Linked DNA regions of Homo sapiens: region 1 is linked to region 2. Evidence: read pairs that join two places in POLR2A ChIA-PET (ENCODE). Cell type or tissue: PC-3. All regions are shown on one strand. Links, peaks and the distances in the headings refer to the core of each region. The heading gives the core; the rest is flanking DNA. Region 1 overlaps SH3TC2 (SH3 domain and tetratricopeptide repeats 2). Region 2 overlaps SH3TC2-DT (SH3TC2 divergent transcript).

Region 1 (2,913 bases), core at 322-2,821, 76 kb before region 2:
TTTCATAGATAACAGTAAAATGTGTGACCCTAAATAAAAATACAGTAAAATGGAAGGTTAGGGAAGTAGATAATTAAGCATTCCTGAATACTAAGTGAGTAAAAAAAGTGCTACTACCAACATTTATGCATAAGAAACAAAGCATCTGTACATGAACATGGGCTCTTCCCAGGCTATTTGTTTTGCAACACATATTTGGATGAGAAGGATGTTCCTAATAGCTTTTTCCATGATGTCAAAAGTAGGCTATTCTCTCATGTTCATGATCTTCCTTCTGCTACCACCATTGGAGCTACGGGTACTATGATGGGTGAGACCCACGAAACTCCACCTGGCTGCTTCCCTTCCTCAGATGTCCATAGTCTTCTACGATTGGCTCTGGAGTCTCTTGCAAGTTTCCCTCATTCACCTCACTCCCAACCTGGAATCTTCTTCAAAACATAACTTACTGATCTTATAATTTGTTTTGACCAATCACTACTATAGGTCAAAGCTTTCTGTTCCTCCTTCTATTTTCCATTTGGGAAATGCAGTCTCTCTTTTTTTCTAGGCTAAGTTACCTGACTGTGGTCAACAATAACACCAGTATTTCTTTTTCAAGACCTCCTGGAAAGTCAGTTCTCTCCAATCCTGTTCTAAAGTAACCAATTTTGATTGATTCAATTACACCAGAATGATTGTGTTGATTTCAGCCCAGTATTTCAGGCTGATGAAACAAGTTTTAATCTAATGCTTCTATTCATGATCATATTAGTGATAGCATTTCTCTCAGAGATGTGTCACCTGACAGAAACACAATATAATATAATGGTTTCATTTCCTAGCTCCAGCATCAGAGGACATGACTTCAAATTTCACCTCGATCACCACTAACTGTGGACTTAGACAAGCCACATCAATTCTCTAAACCTCAGTGGAGATAAAAATAATAGTAACTACACCAAAATGTTGTGTGATTACATGAGAGTCATCACAAAGGTTTTGCATGAGACTTAATGCATAAAACACATTAACCTCAACTGTTATTTTTATTTTGAGATGTACACACTCTCTGGTCTCAAAAAGAAGTAAGATATCCATCAAATAATACATAGAAAAGAACAAAGGCTGGAGCCCTCCTGCACTTTTTTAGAGACCACCCTCCAGGTCAGCACTTTTCAAACTACAGGTTAATGAGTGAGAAATTCATTTGGTGAGTCATAAATTTGATATTTTTTAACTAGAATAGAATGTTTTTAAAAATGAATAGAACAAAACAGAATGTATGAGTGCATTTCTCTATGTTGTTGCATATGCACAAACATATGCACACGAGGATAAACCATAAAATGCATTTCTTACTGTGGGCCACAACAACAACAACATAACAACAAAAAAGGATTTGACAGCCACTACCCTAGTCTGATTCAGAACTATTAATATTAAATACGTTCTTTACCAATGATACACTATTTAGGAAGACATCACTGCCCCCTACTGGAACTCTTGGATTTCTCACAGAAAAGGACAGCAATGGATTAGCCTGTCTTCTCATTAGCCATGTGACTTCAACCATCCTCTCACCTACCCTGTCTGGAAGTTCATCTCAAAGAGCCTCATCCCTCAAGCTAGTGTGATGCCCTGGATAAGGAGTCAAAGGCAGCACTAGAAGTGGCAGCTGGGTTCTCACCTTTGAAATCGTTTTGAAAGCACAGCATCCTTCCCTCTCACCTGCCTCGCAGTCTGTACTGGGAAGCCAAGCCAAGCAGCCCCACTGTGCAGTCCTGGCCACGCAAGTTATTCTTGATCCTGCACCATGGCAGCTGGGGAGAATCCCCACCCCCTAAGCAGTCACTTGTCTCTGCTTCTCTGGGGAGAAGACACCCCTTAGAGGAGGGTGAACGAAGTGCACATTCCCAGAGCCAGCACTTCCAGCAGCCTCCATCCTCAAGTCCCCTGAGTTCTGGAATAATCAGACAGAGTTGGGAGAGTGAGGGGGTACATATCAGGAAATATATGCTGTCCCACCGAAGAGGGAAGACCGCCAAGTGAGAGGCCCAGTAGCAAAGAGCACCCCTAACATACACACCCTCCCGCTTAACGGTGTGGGACCCAGGAATAGATGTGCTTATTAAGAATCTACTCAGTTCTGCTTCATTGTGACAGCTACCACCAATTGACATTCATACCAAGCCATCCATACATCTCGTCTCAATTAAAAGTCTGAGCAGAGGAATAATTGAAGCTTAAAGAGGTAAAGTAAGTTGCTCAGGTCACTCAGTGATGAAAAGGAGAAAGAGCTTCAGACCCAAGTGTCCCTGAATGCAGGACCAGGGTGCCTGGCCACACCTCCAGGTTTGGCTGCACTTCTCAATGTCAAGGCTTACATGCCTCCAAAGATGGATTTCCTTTTTAGCCATTTCCTTGTCTATGACATAAGTAAGTCTGATATAATTCTGACAGCCCTGGGCTCAGGGAAGTTAATTAATTTGCAGAAGGTCACACAGCTAGTAAGAAACAGATTCTAACCTAAGTATGCCCAACTCCAAAACACATTACATTGCCCCCACCTGAGCTGCCACCTGAGTGAGTGCAGAGCCCATTCCCTTGAATTTCTTCCTTCTTTGCCGCTTGTCCACACATCTCAATGGGAGCAATTAAAAGAGGAAAAGAGACCAAAACTGACAAGGTCATGAAAAACAAGGAAAGGCAGAAACCGTCATAGACCAGAGATGCATAGGGAAATATGGCAACTAAATCCAATGTGGGATCAGAAGAACATTAGTGGGGAAAACTGTTGATATCTGAATCAAGGCTGGAGTGTTGTGTTGCAATCGCCAAGTCCTAATGTGTTTTCTACCTTCTCCACTGCTGCCCTAATCTAGTCTCATGCTGCTTCTAGAATCATCTTTCCAAAGCACAAATCTGACCATG
Region 2 (2,913 bases), core at 179-2,678:
AGACACCACTGGTTACCTTAAAAGCTGTGTTTGTTGTGGACATTAACAACAACAATCATAAATGCATATTGAGCCCTTATCATGTGCTCATGTGAAAATTCCTCACTTAATATTCACCCCCAACTAAAAATAAGGAAAGTAAGAGTCTGAGTGATTTTCTCCAGTTCTGTCTGCCGGTCAGATTGGAACAAAGGCAGTGTGACCCCAGAGCCTTTGCCTTACCACTCAGCTCTACTTCTTTGTCAGAAACACCAAACCAGGCATCTGTGGTGGTGGGGCCTGGCAGCCACCAGAAATATAGACTACTAAGTCTTGGGCAAGGCTTCCTCCTGACTTTCTTCTGTATGAGATGTGAAACCTGCCCTCTCCAGGGGTCAGCTGAGGAACCAGCAGTGGTAGCTCCAGGAAAGAAGGTAGGGCTGCTGACCAGGGCTTAGGTCACCAAGCTGCTGACTCTGACTCACCTGGGAAAGCTGACTGGCTTTTAAAGCATCCACTCCCCATTTTGTGTCTCCTATGGGCAAACCTGAGGTCAAGGGCAGAAAACCAAAGCATCACCCTGGAAGGTTAGCACCGAAAGTGCCCTTGAACAGTAATGTGTCTATTCCTCTACTCCTTATCTCCTCCAAACCCATTTAAGACCATAGAGGCTATGTTCCTTGTCCTACATTGTCTTGGAAGGTTTGTGACAAATCCTATACTAGAGCTCAAATATGAGGACTTTCATGTTCAGTGTGCTTCCACAAAAGATGCTAACATGAATTAGTTCCTGGTTTGAAAGGAATAGTATCAACAACAAAAAGGGCGTCCACTCAGAGACCCCATCTGAAGGTCACCAACATCAAAGACCAAAGGTAGATAAATTCACGAAGATGGGGAGAAACCAGCTCAAAAAGCCTGAAAATTCCAAAAACCAGAATGCCTCTTCTACTCCAAAGGTTCACAACTCCTCACCAGCAAGGGAACAAAACTGGACAGAGAATGAGTTTGACGAATTGACAGAAGTAGGCTTCAGAAGGTGGGTAATAACAAACTCCTCCGAGCTAAAGGAGCATGCTCTAACCCAATGCAGGGAAGCTAGGAACCTTGAAAAAAGGTTAGACAAAATGCTAACTAGAATAACCAGTTTAGAGAAGAATATAAATGACCTGATGCAGCTGAAAAACACATGAATTAGTTCCTGTTTTAAAATTAGGTTTCCTGGTGAGCAGGCTGGAATAGAATCAAGTGTGTGTGTGTGCATGCATGTGTGTGTGTGTGTATCTGTGTGTGTGCCAAGTTCATGATACAAGCCCAGGACTGACACTCCCTACCACTCCCAGGGAAAGGAATTTCTCCTAAGTTCAACTTGTCTTTCAGGAAAATTTAGATTTTAAGCATCTGACCCAGTAAATGGGACAGGAAAGAGGAGCCCTGCCATCCAGTGAGTCCTGCTCAGGTGTCTTTCCTGGAGAAACACTCACACCTGTGTAGCAAGAGGCCTGTGCAAGAAAGCCAACAGCAGCATCACAAGAAATAGTGAGGAGTGGAAGGAACTCAAATGCCCATCAATACAGGAGTGATTATCCAGCAGTTAAAATGAATGAAGTGGGTCTTCACAGAGTCAAGGAAAGATCCCTAAGACATTATTACACAAGGAAGAAGGAGAAGAAAAGAAAGTTGGCAATACAATGCATACAATATGATCCCATTTGTGAAAAAGAAAGAACATCCCAACCATATGTGTGTATGTAGAAAGTAGATCCTCTTGCCTGATAATTTCAATGGATTTAATTCCACAATTGTGCACCGAGTGCCCTCTTTGTGCAGGCCTTGTAATCCATAAGGAAATCATCTAGCAGGGAGAAGTGTAGGCAACATCCCTGCCCTCTAGTAGCTGGATAAGGGAGGGGTAAATCATGCCTGAGCCAGCAGAGCATACCTGAGCCCCCAGAGCCATAACCAACCCCATACCTCACCCCTCAGAATCAGTGTCAGCCCAGGAGAGTAGCCACAACCCCAGCATTCAAGCCCATGTGTCACCAAGCCCCTTGGGGATCCAGAGATGGTCTCACCAGAGCAGCTGCACCTCTGATGCCTGAGCAGATGTGGTGCCCTACCCCCTAGGGAAACAGAGTCTTGGCTGTTCTATTTCACCCTACCCTTTGGGCTGTGCAACTGCAGAGCTCCATCTTCTCGGATCTGAACCAGCCCTCTGGAGTCTGAGCTGCTGAGGTGTTGCACCTCCCCAAGGTATTGAGCTATCATTGCCCTGCTCCCCACCTCCTAGAGCCCAAGCCACAGCTGTGCACCTCCATTCTAGGAATTCTCTGCCACTGCACCTGGACTTACACACCCTGGGCCACTGTCGTGTTCCACCTCTGCAGAGTCCAGAGTCACCATGATGTGCTACTTCCTCTCCTGATGCCTGAGTTGCCACTGTACCCTATCGGCTCTAGGCCCAAGTTTCTGGAACACTCCTTCCTCCCCAGAGCCATACCAGTGCTGTGCCCTGACCCCCAGCATCAGAGTCACAGCTACACACCTGACCCCTGGGCCCAAGCTACTGGGGAGTGGCTCAGAGTAACAGTCCTCTGTTTAGTGCAGGAGCTTCATCCACTTGTCACAGAGAGTGAACACCCACCTTACAGGTTCTACAACAGTACAACAAGACATTGAAGCCAGGACCCAAACTCCACAGCTACTCCAAGCAGCTGTAGTCTGGAACACAGAACCACTGTGGCTGCCTGTGGCCTGTGTCAGACCCAACACCAAGAGGGATCCCCTCAGCTACTTCTTCCCACTGTGGGAAAAAAAAAAACAAGAGGACCCCCCCCGCAAAGACTTTTCCACTGAGAGCTCTAACAACCGACCCTGCCACCACTGCTGCTACAAACTCTTGGAGCCTCAGCCACTGATTCAGCTGCAGTTATC

Evidence for each region. Peaks named below come from ENCODE experiments on the same cell type or tissue, not always from the same donor. Only the 100,000 strongest peaks of a DNase experiment are listed, where the experiment ranks them.
Region 1: POLR2A ChIA-PET joins it to region 2 with 7 read pairs; 2 of 35 experiments call an interaction of 5 or more read pairs at or near these places.

The regions. Positions count from the first base shown.
Region 1 is chr5:148,996,890-148,999,802 of GRCh38, forward strand. It overlaps SH3TC2 (SH3 domain and tetratricopeptide repeats 2), which reads right to left. Exons shown (of 17, transcript NM_024577.4): 17 at 1-2,913. Among named protein-coding and RNA genes, the nearest start is that of MIR584, 64 kb to the right of the region's middle. In PC-3, for the core only: CTCF peaks have their summits at 1,482 (motif pointing left) and 1,686; a DNase peak (open chromatin) is centred at 1,482.
Region 2 is chr5:149,072,986-149,075,898 of GRCh38, forward strand. All of the region lies in intron 2 of SH3TC2-DT (SH3TC2 divergent transcript), which reads left to right. Among named protein-coding and RNA genes, the nearest start is that of SH3TC2-DT, 11 kb to the left of the region's middle. RefSeq lists an enhancer at 15-1,214. In PC-3, for the core only: no CTCF peak of the experiment used is centred there; DNase peaks (open chromatin) are centred at 446 and 1,316; H3K27ac peaks cover 2,045 bases.